Linked DNA regions of Homo sapiens: all the other regions are linked to region 1. Evidence: read pairs that join two places in POLR2A ChIA-PET (ENCODE). Cell type or tissue: HepG2. All regions are shown on one strand. Each heading gives the region's core, and the rest is flanking DNA. Links, peaks and the distances in the headings are about the cores only.

The links. ChIA-PET counts read pairs that join two places held together with the same protein. Peaks named below come from ENCODE experiments on the same cell type or tissue, not always from the same donor. Only the 100,000 strongest peaks of a DNase experiment are listed, where the experiment ranks them.
Region 2: POLR2A ChIA-PET joins it to region 1 with 5 read pairs; 7 of 35 experiments call an interaction of 5 or more read pairs at or near these places.
Region 3: POLR2A ChIA-PET joins it to region 1 with 6 read pairs; 5 of 35 experiments call an interaction of 5 or more read pairs at or near these places.

Annotation. Positions count from the first base shown.
Region 1 is chr4:39,338,433-39,344,795 of GRCh38, reverse strand. RFC1 (replication factor C subunit 1) reads left to right here. Exons shown (of 25, transcript NM_002913.5): 4 at 2,329-2,451. Among named protein-coding and RNA genes, the nearest start is that of RFC1, 25 kb to the left of the region's middle. In HepG2, for the core only: no CTCF peak of the experiment used is centred there; a DNase peak (open chromatin) is centred at 3,505.
Region 2 is chr4:39,411,589-39,417,951 of GRCh38, reverse strand. All of the region lies in intron 1 of KLB (klotho beta), which reads right to left. MIR5591 (microRNA 5591) reads right to left here and starts at 6,042; the gene lies at 5,978-6,042. In HepG2, for the core only: a CTCF peak has its summit at 3,941; DNase peaks (open chromatin) are centred at 2,091, 4,001, 4,541 and 4,846; H3K4me3 peaks cover 2,378 bases.
Region 3 is chr4:39,426,268-39,432,630 of GRCh38, reverse strand. All of the region lies in intron 1 of KLB (klotho beta), which reads right to left. Among named protein-coding and RNA genes, the nearest start is that of MIR5591, 18 kb to the right of the region's middle. In HepG2, for the core only: no CTCF peak of the experiment used is centred there; DNase peaks (open chromatin) are centred at 2,700 and 2,970; H3K4me3 peaks cover 1,375 bases.

The sequences.
Region 1 (6,363 bases), core at 529-5,528:
ATTAATTTATTTAGAGACAGTCTTGCCCTGTTGCCCAGGTTGGAGTGCAGTGGTGCGATCTGGGCTCACTGCAACCTCTACCTCCCAGGTTCAAGCGATTCTTGCGCTTTGGCCACCTGTAGCTGGAACCACAGGCGTGCAGCACCACATCTAGCTAATTTTTATAATTTTAGTAGAGATGAAATTTTATAATTTTAGTAGAGATGGGGTTTCACCACGTAGACAAGGCTGGTCTCAAACTCCTGGCCTCAAACAATTCGCCTTCCTCGGCCTCTCAAAGTCTTGGGATTACAGGCATGAGCCTCTGGCCCTATTATTTTTTAAAATACTTGTATTAATTTCTTTTCCAGTTGAGGTTGTTGGAAGTTAAATTTGAAAAATAGTGCCTTAGAATACTGTTTTTAAAGCAAAGATCTAAAATTTAATTTTTGTGCTTTATTGAAAGATCTGGCTTTTTTGGGTTGCATTTAAAAAGGAATAAACACAATTTAAAGGCTTTTCTTTGAACATAATTTTAAAATAGGGAACATGAATTTTTTTGCATGCCTTTTATGATGCACAAAATGATGGTAAAATGGTAGAATTCAGAAAGTTTCAGTTTTTGCTTTTGTGGACAAGATCTGCTGTATTAATTCTCTCTTTCTGTTTTATTTTTATCTGGTGTGAATTTTTTTTTTTTTTTGAGACGGAATTTTGCTCTGTCACCCAGGCTGGAGTGCAATGGCATGATCTTGGGTCAGTGTAACCTCTGTCTCCTGGGTTCAAGCGATTCTCCTGCCTCAGCCTCCCAGGTAGCTGGGATTACAGGTGCCCACCACCATGCCCAGCTAATTTTTGTAGCTTTTAGTAGAAAAGGGGTTTCACCATGTTGGCCAGGCTGGTCTCGAACTCCTGACCTCAGGTGATTTTGCCTGCCTCGGCCTCCCAAAGTGTCGGGATTACAGGCATGAGCCACCACACCCGGCCTTCTGGTGTGAATTCTTAAAATAAAAAATGTGCCTAAAGAAGGATTGTCAAAATTTTCACAGTACTATCAAAGGTTCTGAATTCTGAAAGTACTTAAGTGTTTACTCTGTGCCTTTTATTGCTCTATATTGTAAAGAATTTGAAAGAAGTACGCGTTCCTCTTCCTCAGGAGTTTTGTTTGTTGGGAAACTGGACATTTGTTTGATACAGTTTACTACAGTGTGACAGGATTTATAAATGCATGGTGCAGGGGAAGAGGAAGGACACTAAAGTTTATGAAACATCTATTTTGTACCAGGCACTGTGCCAGGTACTCACACTTTGTTCTGATTTATATTTAAGTGCCCTGGGAGATTAGGCTGTGGTAGACAGAATAATGCCCCCAAAAGATATCCACAGCCTAATTCCTAGAACCTGTGACTATATTAGGTTATATGGCAAAGGGAAGTAAAAGTTACAGATGGTGTTAAGATGGCTAATCAGATGACCTTAAAAATAGGGAGATTAGGCCAGGCGTGGTGGCTCTTGCCTGTAATCCCAGCACTTTTGGAGGCTGAGGTGGGCGGATCACTTGAGGTCAGGATTTCCAGACCAGCCTGGCCAACATAGTAAAACCCTGTCTCTACTAAAAATACAAAAATTATCTGGGCGTGGTGGCACGCGCCTGTAGTCCCAGCTACTCAGGAGTCTGAGGCAGGAGAATCGCTTGAACCTGGAAGGCAGAGGTTGCAGTGAGCTGAGATCACGCCACTGCACTCCACAACAGAGCGAGACTCCGTCTCAAAAAAGAAAAAAAAATAGGGAGATTATCCTGGATTATTTGGATGGGCTCAGTGTAGTCACAAGGAATAGGGAGGTAGAAAAAGGGTTTAGAGAGTGAGATTAACTGTGGAGGAAGATTAGAGGATCCGGGAGATGGCAACGTGAGGGCTTTCGCTTGATGTTGCTGGCTTTGAAGATGCAGGAAGGGTCTTTGAGCCAAGAATGCTGGCATCCACTGGAGACTGGAAAAGGCAAATAAAATTCTTTCTTAGAGTATTCAGAAAGGAACATAGCCCTGCTGGTACCTTGACTGGCCCAGTGAGACCCATATTTGCCATCTATCTAACCTCCAGAACTGGAAGATAATAAATTTAGTGGCTTAGTTGTTTTAAGCCACTAAGTTTGTGGTCATTTATTATAGCTGGAATAGGAAACTAATACATAGGCTTAGCACTGAGTAAAAGTAACCTGTGAGAATTCACAGAAGACATGTGCCTTGAAAAAGACCTTGAGGAATTGGTTCACCGTGACTACTTTAAACATGCACTATATTATAATAGTTCTTTTCAAAGTTTTGTTTTATTTTTCTCTCACATACAGATTCAGAGTCAGAGGAGACGTTGCAGGTAAAAAATGCCAAAAAGCCACCAGAAAAACTGCCAGTATCTTCTAAACCTGGTAAAATTTCACGGCAGGATCCTGTTACATACATTTCAGAAACAGGTAAGGTTGCATTGTGGTATATGAGATGCCGTGTGTGTTATGTTCTTGAGTTTTTTGTTGGTGTCTAAATGTACCTCCTTCACTTTGAATGGAATTTCTACTGCCTTTTTGCTTTGTTGAGTTATATTTGTCAGGGAAGGCTGGGATCATCTTTTGCATTTCCAGTAGATTAAGGACCAATTACAGGGAAATTGCTCTTGGAATTTTTTTTAAGTGCTTGTATTGAATCATATAAGTTGAAGCTTAATCTTGAATCACATATTAAAATAGTATTGGGTTGTTTTAGAACTACTTTTTTAATGCAAGCTTTTTATCTGGCAGGCCAAAGTCAATAATCTAAGTGTAGAGTGATTACTCATATTTGTGATTTATAATTTAGCACGGATGTTGAATTCCTTGTATTCTCTGGTGACACTACAAATTTAAGTATTGGGTTTTTTAAAGAAGATTGTTTTGTACTTAAATTTAGTTCTGTTACATCTGTTTTAAGAGTAATGAAAGTGCAAAGGACATTTATAAATAATTATGTGCTAATCTCAAATATTTTGTTGTGTAAGTAATTGTTTCATGGATATTGTTCTTTTATGTAAGGATCCCAGAGTTATATTGTCATCCTAGGAGAAAAACTCAGATAAGTTAGTGGTGAAGTCATTTTGATTGTAATGTTGTTAACCCTTAGAGGAGACAATAACCGGAATAATACGGGATGCTGTACGTGAAAGGGCCAGACCCAGTGCCTGACACATTGAGTAGCAGTCCAAAGGAAAAAATAAAAAGAAAAACAAAGTCCATAGGTGAACTTTGTAGGTTACGTGAAACATTTGTTGATGAAACTGTTCAAAATATCAAAGACAAAAAGTAAGTGATGTGAACATATTTTTTGGAAAATTTTTACCAAACAGACGTTTCTTTGTTATGGGCAGGTGGCTGATTGACTCTTAACCTTTTTGTGCTGTTGCTAAATATCTGCCCAGGCACACTGTGTAAACGAACTCTTAAATTAAGAGGCTCTCCTCTTAGCTCTGGCTACCTTTGTGAAGTTTTGAATACGTGGGAGGGGAGAGTAAGAACAGTATAGTGATAGGTTTATTATGTAACTGAAGGTGGTGTGATAGGGCTTTCCAGTGACACCCTGAAAAACGTCAAAGTTAGTGTGCAGCCAGCCATGGCCTTCAACTGTGGATCAGGGCTGTTGTTATCTTGTGATTTTAAGTAAACAAAAAGGTCAGACAATTTAAGCTCTGATCACAGATTTTCTTTCACATGGGACTAGTTATTTCAGACAAGCAATTTTTTTCTTTCTGTATCCAGTCATCCATTAAGATGAGCAGTTTTTGAATGTTGTTTTGTGAAGAGATGTCCAGCTTTTTATCTGGACTTTTTATGAACGTTAGGCAGTATTTGTGTCATTTGCTGGTAGCATATACATGTGAAAGTAAACATTGTCCTCATGTTTTAGCTAAAAATCTTGGGGTATGATGTACCTGTCTCAGATGGTGTTCAGTATTATGCATTATTCTATTTTTTTCTTAGAATTGAGATGTAGGGAAGAAGCTTGCTTTATTATTGCCTGTTTTATCTTTTCATACTTTATTGTTTGAAATGATAGGTGAATGGGAGGAAGATAAGCCCTTTCCTTCATACAAGAGAATGAGACTATTAAAAAAAGCCCACAATAAGATTGGCATAATAAAATCACAAATGTAAGAGTTTCAAAAAAGAAAAGTGCAGCTTTTTCAAATTAATATAGTACTGGAAAATCCTTGACGTTAAAGTAATGCTTTCATTACTCTTTACGTTAGGCTAAAACCATACTTTTCAATATTGGGTCATAAATATTTTTGTTTTATATTACCAGTATAAGGTTAAATAAAATGTGTGTGTGTGTATAATAGAATTGGGCAATACCTCATTCCATAAAACAGAATAAGTGTTCCCAATATTTGTGTAATAGTTTAAAAATTCTAATCTAAAACTGTATTGATTGTCTGGAGATTGGAGCTTCTTGTGAAAAAGTGTCATATGACATGATTCAGTTTTAAAAAACCTGTTAATTCCAAAAGATAGAATTTTTTCTTCATTATTGCATACTTTATCTTTTCCTATCTTCTGTATTCTGACTTTAAAAACAACCTTTGGTTCTATTGGCATTTTTCTTGCGGCATAGCATGTATACTGTTTAAAAGCATGGCCTTGTTTACTTAACTTTCCTTGTGTTTTAGTTTACTTATATGTAAAATGGAGACATCGCTAGTACCTGCATCAGCAGCCTTTGTGATAATCAAATGAGATAATGCTTGAAAAGCATTTAAAATAGGGTCTGACTTAGGGTCTAAAATAGTAAATGCTCAATAAATATTAACTGTTATTCTTATATTTTGACTTTCTTATAAGCCTACATCTGCCTTTAAAGACATTTTGTATTTGTTTAGTTACTTAGGGCTTTCTGTTGATTTTGTAATTGAGCTTTAGAAATTTGGAAATGATATTTGGCCCACTTATGTTATGGATTTGTGTGGTCTCGTATGGGAACTACTAGTTATTTGTGGCTATGGAGCGCTTGAAATGTGCTTTTAGCCTGAATTGAGAATGCTGTAAATGTGAAATACACACAGATTTGACACAGCAAAGGAAACAGTCAACAAAATGAAATGACAACCTACAGATTGGGAAAAAATTTGCAAATCATATATTTGATAAGGGGATGATATCTACAATGTATGAATAATTCATACAATTCAATAGAAAAACAAACAATCAAATTTAAAAATGGGTGAAGGACCTGAATAGACATTTCTCCAGAGAATGCATAAAAGTGGCCAACAGGTATATGAAAAAGTGCTTAATATCATTAATCCTTAGGGAAATGCAAACCGAAACCAGTGTGCGATAACACCTCACTCGTTAGGATGGCTATTATCAAAGAGTAAAGGGATAACAAACGTTATTCAGGGTGTGCAGAAAAGGGAACCTATACACCATTGGTGGGAATGTAGATTGGTGCAGCCATTTTGGAAAACAGCATGGAGGAGCCCAATGAAATTAAAAATAAAACCACCATATGACCCAGCAGTCTCTCTTCTGGGCATATACCTAAAGGAAATGAAATCACCACCTCAGAAAGTTATGTGCAATCCCATATTCATTGCAGCATTATGCACAATAGCCAAGATATGGAAACAACTTAAGTGTCACATGGTGGATGGATGAAGGAATTGCGGTATATGTAATAATGGAATATTATTTGGCTTTAAAAAAAAAAGGAGATTCTGTCATTTGCCACAGCATGTGTGAACCCGGCGGACATTATGTTAAGTGAAATGTCAGGCACAGAAAGAAGAATATTGCATGATCTCACTTATAATGCGGACTCTTAAAAAAGAAGTCAATAGAGAATGCAACAGTGGTTGCAGGGGCATTGGGGAGGACATGGGGAGATATTGATTAGAGGTTACAAAGTAGCAGATACATGGGATGAACAAGTCCAGAGATCTAATGTATAACATGAGGACTATAGTTAATAAAGTTGTACTGTATTTGGGATTCCTGCTAAATTAGTACATTTTAGTTGCTCTTGCCACAAAAATAAAATGAGTAACTATGTGAGATGATGGATATGTTAATTTGCTTCACTATAGTAATTATTTTACTATCTGTGTATCCCCTGACATCATGTTGTATACTTTAGATATATACAATAAAATTTATTTTAACAACACCGATTTCAAAGACTTCCTACACAAAAAAGGTAAACTACCTTGTTAATTTTTTATTATTGATCCCATTTTGAAATGCTAATAATTTGGATCTATTGGGTTAGATAAAATATACAGTTAAAATTAATTTCACTTGTTTCTTTCTACTTTTAAAAATGTGGCTGTGAGAAAATTTGAAATTTTATATGTGGCTTGC
Region 2 (6,363 bases), core at 959-5,958, 73 kb before region 1:
GTCATCAGAACTTGCTAGCTTGGATTGACACAGATCAGACTTTAATTTTGGCTTTGATACTTATCCTCTATGTAATCTTGGGCAAATTTCTCTGGGCCTCAGTTTCATCAATTGTAAGTTGAGTTTCAGAACACCTACCTGGCAAAGCTGATGAGTGAATTAAATGAGATAATATATTACAGGTACCTAGTATGTTTCTGATATTACAGTATGTATGCAATAAAAGTTCTTACAATAGTAATTTAAAAGAATATGATAGAATGTCAAAAAGTTATCTGTAATAATTGTCTCAGTCCTTCACTTTAAGAATTAAGACTGTTCTTTATTCTTTCTTCTTTTTTTTAAAAAAGCATTTTGGGCTGGGTGCAATGGCTCATGCCTGTAATCCCAGCATTTTGGGAGGCCGAGGTTAGGAGTTCAAGACCAGTCTGACCAACATGGAGTAACTCTGTCTCTGCCAAAAATACAAAATTAGCCAGGCGTGGCGGTGTATGCCTGTAATCCCAGCTACTCAGAGGCTGAGACAGGAGAATTGCTTGAACCTGGAAGGCTGAGGTTACGGTGAGCTGAGATCACGCCATTACACTCCAGCCTGAGCAACAAGAGCGAAACTCCGTCTCAAACAAACAAACAAACAAACAAACAAAAAACCACTTTTTTGATGTGGGAGGGGAAAGTGGTGGAAGGAAGAAAGTAATAGGTTTTGTTGTTTGTTTTAACCCTCTTTCTTTCGTCCTTTGTCAAAAAAAAAAGCTTGGCTAATTTTTTAGCTATAAGACTTAGCACAAATTAATTATGATACGTTATTCTCCTGAAACCTGACTTTACCAAGGGAGTTTTAAAAAAATCCTTTTTTTCAATTAAAGAAAATAATTTCAGATAATCCTTGGAGATTTTGCTTCTATATAACCAAGACAAACTAAAAAGGCTCCATCTAGTATTTCCATTTCAAAATATTACACTTAATCTTCAAGACATTGGTGGGGGATTTGGGCAAAAGAGTCTTTAAAATGACATTTTGTTTACTTAAATGTGCCTAAGAAACACTGCAGCCTTCTTCATGTTCAAGAAAGCAGTTGCAGCAGTCCGTTGGCAAAGAAGGCTTAGCTATTAATCATGGGAATGGTGGCATTTTCACGGCTGTTTTTGCAGTTTTATTATTTACTTTTTGAGACAGGGTCTCACCCTGTCACCCAGGCTGGAGTCCAGTGGTGCCATCATAGCTTTAAACTTGAATTCTTGAGCTCAAGCAATTCTCTCACCTCAGCCTCCCCAGTAGCGGTAACTACAGGCTCATGCCACCATGCCTAGCTCATTTTTATTTTCATTTTTTGTAGAGACCGAAGTCTCACTACGTTGCTTAGGCTGATCTTGAACTCCTGGAGTCAAGCAATCCTCCTGCCTCAGCCTCCCAAAGTGTTGGGATTACCGGCATGAGTCACTGCACTTGACCCTTGTTTTTGCAGTTTAAATACTAAATTTTGTTTAATAATTTTAACAGAGCCTTTAAGAAGAGAACTATATGAAGATTTAAAAAAAGTTTTTTTTAGTTTCTTGTTGGAAAAAGTCTTTTATTTTTAAATGTAAAATATTCTCTTTACCTTCTTATGCTACTTATTTTTTTACTTTTAATTATGGAAATTGTCATAATACACAAAAATAGAAACAATAATAAACCCTCATAAACACATCACTGAGTTTTAACAGCCATCAAAATTCTGCAGCTTGTTTCAAGATGGGTTTTTAATGTACAATATTTTAAAGAGACATATCTAATTGATTTGAGTGTTCTGGAAAGACTAATGTTTAGCCTGTGTGTGTGTGTGTGTGTGTGTGTGTGTGTCTGCAATCTACTTTTTTTTTGTTGTTGTTGCAGGTTTAAATCCTTTCTGGAACAAGGTAGATCTTCCTTAAATTGAAAATAATCAATTACTCATTGAATGCCTAACACGTGTCCAGCATGTGTGAGCTTCTGTGAAGGAATTATGCCAGGAAATGTTAAAACAAAGTTAGTCAAAGAAGTGGAAAAATAGGAAAGAAATCCAGTTTTATCCTAGGCTCAGGAAAAAGTTGGTGAGGCCTTGACCTAGAGTAGGGTTTCCCAACATATCTTATCCTGAAAGCCACTTTCACAGTGTTAAGCAATCTCTTGAACCCATGAGGAATTTAAAAAATTATTTCATCATTTGTGTGTGGTAATAAAAAAATATAAAAAGCGTTGACATATGCTTTATTTTATGTAAATATACTTTATTGACTATTGTATTTTAAGGCCTATTTAAATTTAAAACATTAATAGAATAAATATTTTAAATGCTAATAACACATGCACATAAATTTGGGCATTTTACCATCTAATAAATAATGCACATTATTTAAATTATTTTCATTATGTAATAAGGACAAGCATTTTATGACTTAAATATTTTTGAAATTTTATTTATTTTTTATTTTTTTAGAGATGCAGTCTCCCTCTATCACCCAAGCTGGAGTGCAGAGGCATGATCACAGCTCACTGCAGCCTCGAACTCCTGAGCTCAAGCAACCCTCCTGTGTCGACCTCCCAAAGTGTTGAGAATACAGGCATGAGCCACTTCACCTGGCCTCAAAATATATTTCTAACAGAAAAATATTTTAGTAAACAATAGTACATAATGATACTTAGATATGTATAGATATGTATACAAACAGAAAACCAGAAAAATAGAACATAAAGTGACACATAAAAAACCAAACTTTGGACAGGCGCAGTGGCTCACGCCTGTAATCTCAACACTTTGAGAGGCCGAGGCGGGTCTATCACCCAAGGCCCAGAGTTCGAGACCAGCCTGGCCAACATGGTGAAACCCCGTCTCTACTAAAAATACAAAAATTAGCCGTGAGTGGTGGCACATTCCTGTAATCCCAGCTACTTGGGAGGCTGAGGCAGGAGAATCACTCCTTCTCAAAAAACAAACCAAAAAACCCAACCCCCACCAAACTTTGTGAAACACAATGTTATAGCATCAAAAATGGATAAACGTTGCTTATATAACATTTTGTTTGAATAGTTGAATTTTGCTTTTTTTTTTTTTTTTTTTCCTGAGACAGAGTCTTGCTCTGTTACCCAGGCTAGAGTGCAGTGGCATGATCTTGGCTCACTGCAACCTCCGCCTCCCGGGTTCAAGCAATTCTCCTGCCTCAGCCTCCCGAGTAGCTGGGATTACAGGCACCCACCATCGCGCCTGGCTAATTTTTGTATTTTTAGTAGAGATGGGGTTTCACCATGTTGGCCAGGCTGGTCTCGAACTCCTGACCTCGTGATGTGCCCACCTTGGCCTCTCAAAGTGTTGGGATTACAGGTGTGAGCCACCACACCTGGCCGAATTTTGCTTTTTAAAAAAGGAAAAGCTTTTTTAAAAAGTAAGATTAGTGTTTTGTTCATGAATGGTTAATATAAGAAAATATTAATGGTTAAGAAATAACTAATGCTTAATATAAGAAAAATGGTTTGGGGCAGCTCTTTCAAGTATTTCACAAATAAGGCAAAGCCAGGAGGGACAGTCTTTATTCTCGATATGTGAAAAGCCAAACTAGATGTAATCATGTTGATGATTAAATATTATTTCCTCTTTTAACATTTTAAAAGCACTGTTTTTTTTTTTTTTCTAAAAACAGTATAGGCTGTACATTAATTTTGAGTTTCTGTATGCAACTTACAGATCTGGTGAAGATCTCCTTGAGGCAATTGTGTAAAATAATCATTTTTATGCCCCTCATACTGGTTACATGTCAATGTCCTTGTTCTTTGTGCTTCATGTCTTTAACCAGTTGTCTACTATAGAATAAGTCAGTGGTTTTCAAAGGTGGAGTGAGGGGGAGGAATTTTGACTTCCTGGGGACATTTGGCAAGGTCTGGAGACATTTTTGATTGTCACAACACTGAAAATGGGGGAGCTACTGTCATCTAGTGAGTAGAGTTTAGATGCTGCTGAACTCCTCCATTGCACAGGACAGCCTACCACAGCAAAGAATTATCTGACCCCAAATGTCAATAGTGACCAGGTTTGAGAAATCTTTGTACTATGTAAACAGTATTTATCTATGAAAGATAACATTTTCCCCCTAACCCAATGTGACTAGTAAAAGACAAAGATTTTTAAAGTCATGAAATGGTCAAAACTGTCATGAAAGCTGGCAGTATTTTTTGTTTTATTTTATTTTATTTTATTTATTTTTTTTTTTTCCTGAGACAGGTTTTTGCTGTGTCACCCAGGCTGGAGTGCAGTGGCACAATCATAGCTCCTTGCAGCCTTGACCTCCCGGGCTTAAGTGATCTTCCCACCTCATCCTCCCAAGTAGCTGGGACTACAGGTATGTGCCACCACTCTCAGCTGATTTTTTATTTTTTGTAGAGACAAGGTTTGTCTTGTCTCTACAAAACTATGTTGCTCAGGTTAGTCTTGAACTCCTGGGCTCAAGGGATCTTCTTCCCTCGGTTTCCCAAAGTGCTAGGATTACAGGCAGGAGCAACTCTGCCCCGCTTTGGCAATATTTAGTGGAGTAATAAACAGAATGAGTTATTGTCTCATGAGCAAATTCACCTTCCCAAACCTCTGTGCATGTTTACTCAGAGACTCTCAAATGTTCCATTCTAAAAGGGAAATGTACAAATTTAAATTATTACATGTATTTATTGATTTAAAAATAGAATGAAAACAGACATTACTGCCTTTACTAATGTGAACCCTTGGGGCTTTGCTGCATAGGCCAAATACATTTCTGGGATTGAAAAAACTAAACTTGGGAGAGAGAAATCTTTCCTCTACAAAGGAGAAGATGACACAACCCGAGGAAGAAATGGACGTGAGAGGCTGAAATAAAGGGCCTTCCTGGTCACTGAGCCCATTCATCCCTGTGGTCTGGTTACTGAGCCAGGAAATTGCCCCTTTTTGCTTTAGCCAATTTGAATTAGATTTCTGTAACTTGCCACCAAAAAAGTCCTGACTAATATACCACCCGATTAATATCAGTAATATTTCGACAGTTTGCAATAATGCAATGAAATATGAAGATTGAACTTGAGATTAGTTTTTGATTACAGTATTTAAGACAGAAATCCTAAACCATTCATTTAACCAACATTTACACCTAATATGTACAAATATTCTGTGCTAGGTGCTGAGAACATAAAGGCAAATTTAAAAATTGTCTCTCCTTTGAAAGAACTCTCAGTCTAGCTGGGGAGATGGAAAAGTATCATGTCGTATGAGTGCTATGCTAGAAACAAGCCCATCTTATGGGAGCCAGCAGAAGGGGCACTTAAATCCTAAAGGGGCAAGAATGACTTGGAGGCAGTGACCATCACGAAGTAAAGAGGGCATTTGAGCTAGACAGAGTGGGATAGTTGAGGCTGGGTGGAGAGAAATAGTAAGGAGAGACTGAGACACTGGCAGTAGTGTGTTATGATCGAATATGAAGTGCAAGAGGATGGGAGAGTGGCCAGGAAGGAGGCTGGGAACTGTATCTCAAAGGTCTTGGTGAAAAATTGAGACTTTATCCCCAAAGCTTGGGGGGGCCACTAATGGATTTTACACAGGGGAGCAATATCACGCATATTCAAAATATCACACTGTAAGATGAGGATAATAGTTACCTGGCAAGATTGTTGTAAAGAGTATAGATAATATTTATTTATTTATGTCCTTTTGGAATGTAAATGTTCATAATATTTCTCTTTTTAAAAATATTTTTAAAATTTCAATAGTTTTGGGGTACAAGTGGTTTTTGGTTACACGGATGAATTGTATAACGGTGAAGTCTGAGATTTTAGTGTACTCATCACCAGAGGAGTATACATTGTATCCAATATGCAGTTTTTTTATCCCTTACTCCTCTCCCAGCTTCCCTGTTCTGAGTCTCCAAAGTTGATTATATCCTTCTGTATGTAGGTATATATCATTCTGTATATATAGTCCATTGTATCATTCTTATATAGTGGGAGCTAAGCTATGGGTATGCAGATGCATACATAAGCTCAGTATACCCATAGCTTAGCTCCCACTATATGAGAGAACATATGGCATTTGGTTTTCCATTCCTGAGTTACTTCACTTAGAATACATAGATATTATTTCTTTTTTCTTTAAATAGAGAAGGGGGTCTTGCTATGTTGCCCAGGTTGGTCTCAAACTCATAGGCTCTGGGATTACAGGTATGAGCCACCATGCCAGGCCTAGAGATGATATTTAAAGTGATGATTACCGTGCTTAAAAATGGCCAAGCCAGGGCCAGGAGCAGTGGCTCACACCTGTAATCCCAGCTACTCGGGAGGCTGAGGCGGGAGAATCGCTTGAATCCGGGAGGCGGAGGTTGCAGTGAGCT
Region 3 (6,363 bases), core at 981-5,980, 87 kb before region 1:
GGCACAGGAACTTACCCTCAGAAAGTTTCTTATCAGGAAAATAAGGATGCAGCATGTGAAAGAGAAACATAAAATGGCATAAAATATGGCATTAAATTAAAAAAAAATTAAAAGCCAGAAGCCATGGCTGAGTTAACAGTCACAGCCACAGCTGAAGGAGCAAACATTAAGGACTCCATGCCACTTAAATGCCAAGGCCACTTCTGTGTCCCAGTTAGCTGTGGAATTGTCCTTCATCTGTGTCAGAACCACTCTCTTCCCCTCAGCATTTGACTTGCTTGTTTCTTGACATCTCTTCCCTGGTCTCTCATTTTCTCCATTATTTGAGTTGTTTTTTTTTTCTTTGAGACAGAGTCTTGCTCTGTCACCCAGGCTGGAATGCAGTGGTGCCATCTCAGCTCACTCAACCTCCACCTCTCAGGTTCAAGTGATCGTCCCACCTCAGCCTCCCTAGTAGTTGAGACTACAGGTGAGCACCACCATGCCCAGTTAATTTTTGTATTTTTAGTAGAGGTGGGGCTCCACCATGTTGGCCAGGCTGGTCTCGAACTCCTGACCTCAGGTGATCCACACACCTCGGCCTCCCAAAGTGCTGGGATTACAGGCGTGAGCCACTGCACCCGGCCCCCACTATTTGTGTGTTTCTAAAACAAATGCACAGACTCATTATCTTTAGCACACAGAGCCTGCTTTCAGTTTTGTTCCTTAGCTTTTCTTTTGCTCACTGGAGATATTTTATATCAGAATAAACTATCTGAAACTGCCTTTTACGTAGGTCAAAGACAAGCAGATATGAACAATGGATTCAAACCAGATCGATCCTGTGGACCCTGAAAATATTCCATAAACCCTGTTAGATGGGGAAAGTAGGCATTGAGGTAAGGGGTGAGGATTCTGAAACGTGCCATCCTGCTTTATGCAAGAAAAAACAATTTAAATAAATTCCTGGAAGATTTTCTGGAGAAATAAATTCCTTGAGGTATACCTCTGTCCACTTGTCCTTACTCAATTTTCATTGGAAGATTCTGGTACCATTTAGCACCCAGGTATTCCCAAGGATCCTTAAGAATGCTTTCCTCGGGCCGGGCATGGTGGCTCATGCCTGTAATCCCAGCACTTTGGGAGGCCGAGGCGGGCGGATCACCTGAGGTCGGGAGTTCCAGACCAGCCTGATCAACATGGAGAAACCCCATCTCTACTAAAAATACAAAATTAGCCGGTCGTGGTGGCGCATGCCTATAATCCCAGCTACTCGGAAGGCCGAGGCAGGAGAATCGCTTGAACCCAGGAGGCGGAGGTTGCAGTGATGCAGTGAGCTGAGATCGTGACATTGCACTCCAGCCTAGGCAACAAGAGTGAAACTCCGTTTCAAAAAAAAAGGAATGCTTTCCTCTTGGTTGGTGGTTGGGTGGGTGGCTCACATCTGTAATCCCAACACTTTGGGAGGCCAAGGTGGGAAGATTGCTTGAGCTCAGGAATTCGAGATCAGCCTGGTCAACATGACGAAACCCCGTATCTACAAAAAAAAAAAAAAAAAAATACAAAAATTAGCCAGGCATGGTGATACGTGCCTGTAGTCCCAGCTACTCAGGAAGCTGAGGTTGGAAGATCATTTGAGCCAGGGAGGCGGAGGTTGCAGTGAGCTGAGATGGCACCTCTGCACTCCAGCCTGGGGGACAGAGTGACACCCTGACTCAGGGGAAAAAAAAAAAAAACTTTCCAACCGGGAGCAGTGGCTCATGCCTGTAATCTCAGCTCTTTGGGAGGCTGAGGTGGGCAGATCACTTGAGGTCAGGAGTTTGATTTGAGACCAGCTTGGCCAACATGGTGAAACCTCTTCTCTACTAAAAAAAAATATAAAAATTAGCTGGACTTGGTGGCATGCGCCTGTAGTCCCAGCTACTCAGGAGCCTGAGCCAGGAGAATCACTTGAACCCAGGAGGCGGAGGTTGCAGCGAGCCTAGATTGAGTCGCTGTACTCCAGCCTGGGTGACAGAGCAAGACTCTGTCTCAAAAAAAAAAAAAAAAAAAAAAAAATTTCCTCTCAGAGAAGTATTCAGAATGTAGCCTCTTTCCTTGTCTCCAACCTGAGATTGCAACTTCTGGAAGAATCAGAGGGGCCTGGGACAGACACTACCTTAAATGGTTTCAGCTATTCTTTCCGGGTTTTTCTGGGGCTAGAATCACGACAGAAATTCTTGAGAACCGCTTTTTTTTTTTTCTAATTAGAAACAAAAGCAGTCATAAATTACTAGGATTCAAAGGAGGGAATTCTTTGTTTTTTTCTAACCAGTCACTTAATCCCTTGGTAGCCTTAGAGCTATCATTCATGGAAGACCCAGTGATCAGCACCTCCCTTCAGGCCTATTGTGCACCTCTCTATGCAAACTGGAAAGCACTGAGCCCGTGTAGCCTGGATTGTGAGCCTTAAACTTGTTGCTTTGCAAATTTAATGTCTTGCTTTTGCAGACACTAAATTTCAGTGATTATATGAAAGATGACCTAAGTCGTGATAAAAATCTTGGTTACATCAGCCTTTGAATGAGAAACAGTAGAGCTCAGAAGACATATCTTTGCAGTAGCTTTCCATGCAGGTTTTCTGGATATACATATGGATGTGTTGTCAAGGTGACCTTCACGTTCCACAGTGTCTCTTTCACCTTTGCTGCTATTTGCCTAGGCTATCAAGGTATCTAGGGTTATCTTTGCTCTGGGCTGAAGACAGCCTCTTCATTCTCATGTAGAGAATGTGGGGGAGGTCCTCTGTGCAGTACTTTTGGTTATAACTTGATCCTATTTGCCAAGTAACAAGGTAAAAAATTTTGCTCCAAGATCGTGAGTTTGCCATATCCATCTATGTGTGTTCTTTGGTTGGGCACTCATAAAGGAGATCTGTTGGGAAAATTAAAATGAGGTTAGTAGGGGAGTGCAACCTGGGCCCTGCAACCTTGCACAACAGCCATTCTACACTTTTCCAAGGTCACCCTCTAATTTGTACAAAGCCATCTACCTCTGTAATGATTGATTTAAGGGAGCTTCAACCTTTGTTCTTTAGATTCAGTAGCTTAAAGGGAAAGTCAGCTTCTTTTTCTTTTGGAGCCAGCTATCAGGCCCTAATGTCATTGAGAGACAACCAGGACCTAATATCTCATTCTGTTCTCTCCTCCAGTTTAATGTGGCAGCATTTTTTGATGCCCCTGGAAGTCCAGACTCAGATAAATTCTGTGGATGATAGGAAACAAATAAGATAGTAGGCACAACTTTAGAAATAGATGAAGAAGGGATTAGGAGCCAGAGGAAGACATGACAGGACACTGTTGGAAAGATGGGTTGAAGACAGATGAGCAAGCCAAACACATCACACCAGTGTATTCAAGGAACCCTCAGTCATTTGTCAAAAGTTCCATTTCCAAATCTGTGCATGAGTTTGGTCACATTTTGGCTGAAATATGTTCATGTGTACTATAAAAGTGTCTGTTGTTTAAGCTATTTAATAGACTATTAAATAACAATGGTTAAAGAAAGTTTATTTAAAAACTCCACAAGCATAACAAAATAGGTTTATATTTCTGTGTTCCCACCCAGGCTTTCCAAACATATTTCCCAGCTAAAATCACTTTAAGACCGGGTGCCATGGCTCATGCCTGTAATCCCAGCACTTTGGGAGGTGGAGGTGGGTGGGATCACCTGAGATCAGGAGTTTGAGACCAGCCTGGCCAACATGGTGGGACCCTGTCTCTACTAAAAATACAAAAATTAGCCGGTCATGGTGGCGGGCACCTGTAGTCCCAGCTACTCGGGAGGCTGAGGCAGGAGAATGGCTTGAACCCTGGGAGGCAGAGGTTGCAGTGAGCCGAGATCACGCCACTGCGCTTCAGCCTGGGCAACAAGAGCAAAACTCCATCTTGAAATAATTAAACTAATAAATAAATAAAAATTTAAGAAATAAAATCACTTTAAACATCTTCCACGCTGTTTTTGGTTTTCAGAATATCTTAGTATAATAATGATTTACTTAGCTATCTCTGTCTTTTGATAAAAATTTATTTTTCTTCGTTCTTTTGTTCTTTCTCTTTTCCTGTCATAAATGTTTCAATAGCTAACTTTGGGCATATAACCTTTAATTTATTTGAATCATTGCCTTTCATTAATGCCAGGAATGGACTACCTATTTCTTTTCTTTCATTCTTTTTTTTTTTTTTGAGACGTAGTTTCACTCTTGTTGCCTAGGCTGGAGTGCAATGGTGTGATCTCAGCTCACTGCAACCTCCACCTCCTGGGTTGAAGCGATTCTTCTGCCTCAGCCTCCTGAGTAACTGGGATTACAGGCACCCATCACCACACCCAGCTAATTTTTTGTATTTTTAGTAGAGACGGGGTTTCACCATGTTGGCCAAGCTGGTCTTGAACTCCTGACCTCAGGTGATCCGCCTGCCTTGGCCTCTCAAAATGCTGGGGTTACAGGCGTGAGCCACCCGGCCTGGACTACCTATTTCTAAAATTGTTTTAAATATTCCCAAATCGCTTTCCATACATTTTGTCCACTGGTGTGAGTGTTCTGTGACCATGGGATATAAAACATTGACAGCTCTATTAGGGGATAAATGGCATTTGAGAATGATATAAAGGTGCTACTCATCTACCTGGTACTATACGGGAAATAACATTGGTCTTGAAAGCAGGAGACCTGGGCTCTTGTATTAGCTCTGCTGACTCATCAGCTTTACGATCTTGGACAGATCATTTCACTGTCAAAGACCTGTTTTTCCCTTCATTCTACTGAGCTAAAAATAAACACCCTAGAGAATTTTCGTGAACGTCAAATGAGGCAATAATATCTGTGAAGACCCTGTGAAAATGACACAAACGTAAATTTGAAGTACTTTGAAAGAGCAAGCTGAAAATAATTTAACTTGGTCTAGAAAATCGTAATGGAGACTGTGTGGACGTGAAGAGTGTTCTGCAAATAGCTCCCAAGCCTTTACTTGCCAAGGCTCGTGGCTGAACATGTTTGCCCTCATTTATTGTTTGCAGCTTCCTGAGTTTTACTCGTTGTCCTTTTGGGATTAATTTCAATTTGATTCATCTTTTCATCTGCTTAGCCCTTCTCTATTTTGGTATCAAGTTGATTTTTTTTTTTTTTTTTTTGAGACAGAGTCTCCCTCTGTCACCCAGGCTGGAGTGCAGTGGCTCGGTCTTGGCTCACTGCAGCCTCTGCCTCCTGGGTTAAAGTGATTCTTCTGCCTCAGCCTCCTGAGTAGCTGGGACTACAGGTACCTGCCACCACGCCCAGCTAATTTTTGTATTTTTAGTAGAGACAGGGTTTCACCCTGTTGGCCAGGCTGGTCTTGAACTCCTGACCTCAAGCAATCTGCCTGCCTTGGCCTCCCAAAGTGCTGGGATTACAGGCATGAACCACCGCGTCCGGCCTCAAGCTGATTTTTTAATTTGTTTGTTTTGTAAAGACAACCTCTCACTATGTTGCTCAGGCTGGTATCGAACTCCTGGCCTCAAGCAATCCGCCAGCCTAAGTCTCTGTCTCTGTGCCAGCCTACTATCAACTTTTATGTTAATTACCAAATGCTGCTCTTCCAGATTGTTTAACATTCATTCATTCATCCATGCTGCAGTCTACAAATATTTATTGGATGCTGTGGCTCACATCTGTACTCTCAGCACTTTGGGAGGCTGAGGTGGGAGGATCACTTGAGGCCAGGAGTTCAAGACCAGACTGGGCAATATAGTGAGACTCTCTTTCTCTACTAAAAATTAAGAAAATGAGCCAGGCATGGTGGCATGCCTGTAGTCCCAGCTACTCAGGAGGATTAGATGGAAGGATTGCTTGAGCACAGGAGGTCAAGGCTGCAATGAGCTATGATCATGCCACTGCACTCCAGCCCAGGCAACAGAGCAAGACCCCGTCTCTTAAAAAAAAAAAAATTATTGGATGCTTAAGGTATGTGACCTTTACTGTTCATTGCTAAAAAATTATAAAATTATGTGACAATTATTTCTTTAATTATATTATGTGACTATTTTTTTAAAAAGTTTTTGGCAATCTTGAAACTCTTTTGCAATCATTATTTTACCTTTGCTTTTCTTAGGAAAGAATTTAAATATTAACAAAAGTTACAGCCTTTCATAAAGAAAATATTCACCATCCTATTTTTAATGGTCCAAATTTCATGGCCCTTTTTTTTTTTTTTTTTTTTTTTTTAGATAGGAGTCTTGCTCTGTCACCCAGCTGGAGTGTAGTGGCGCGATCTCAGTTCATTGCAACCTTCTTCTCCCTGGTTCAAGCCATTCTTCTGCCTCAGCCTCCTGAGTAGCTGGGACTATAAGCATGCACCACCACACCTGGCT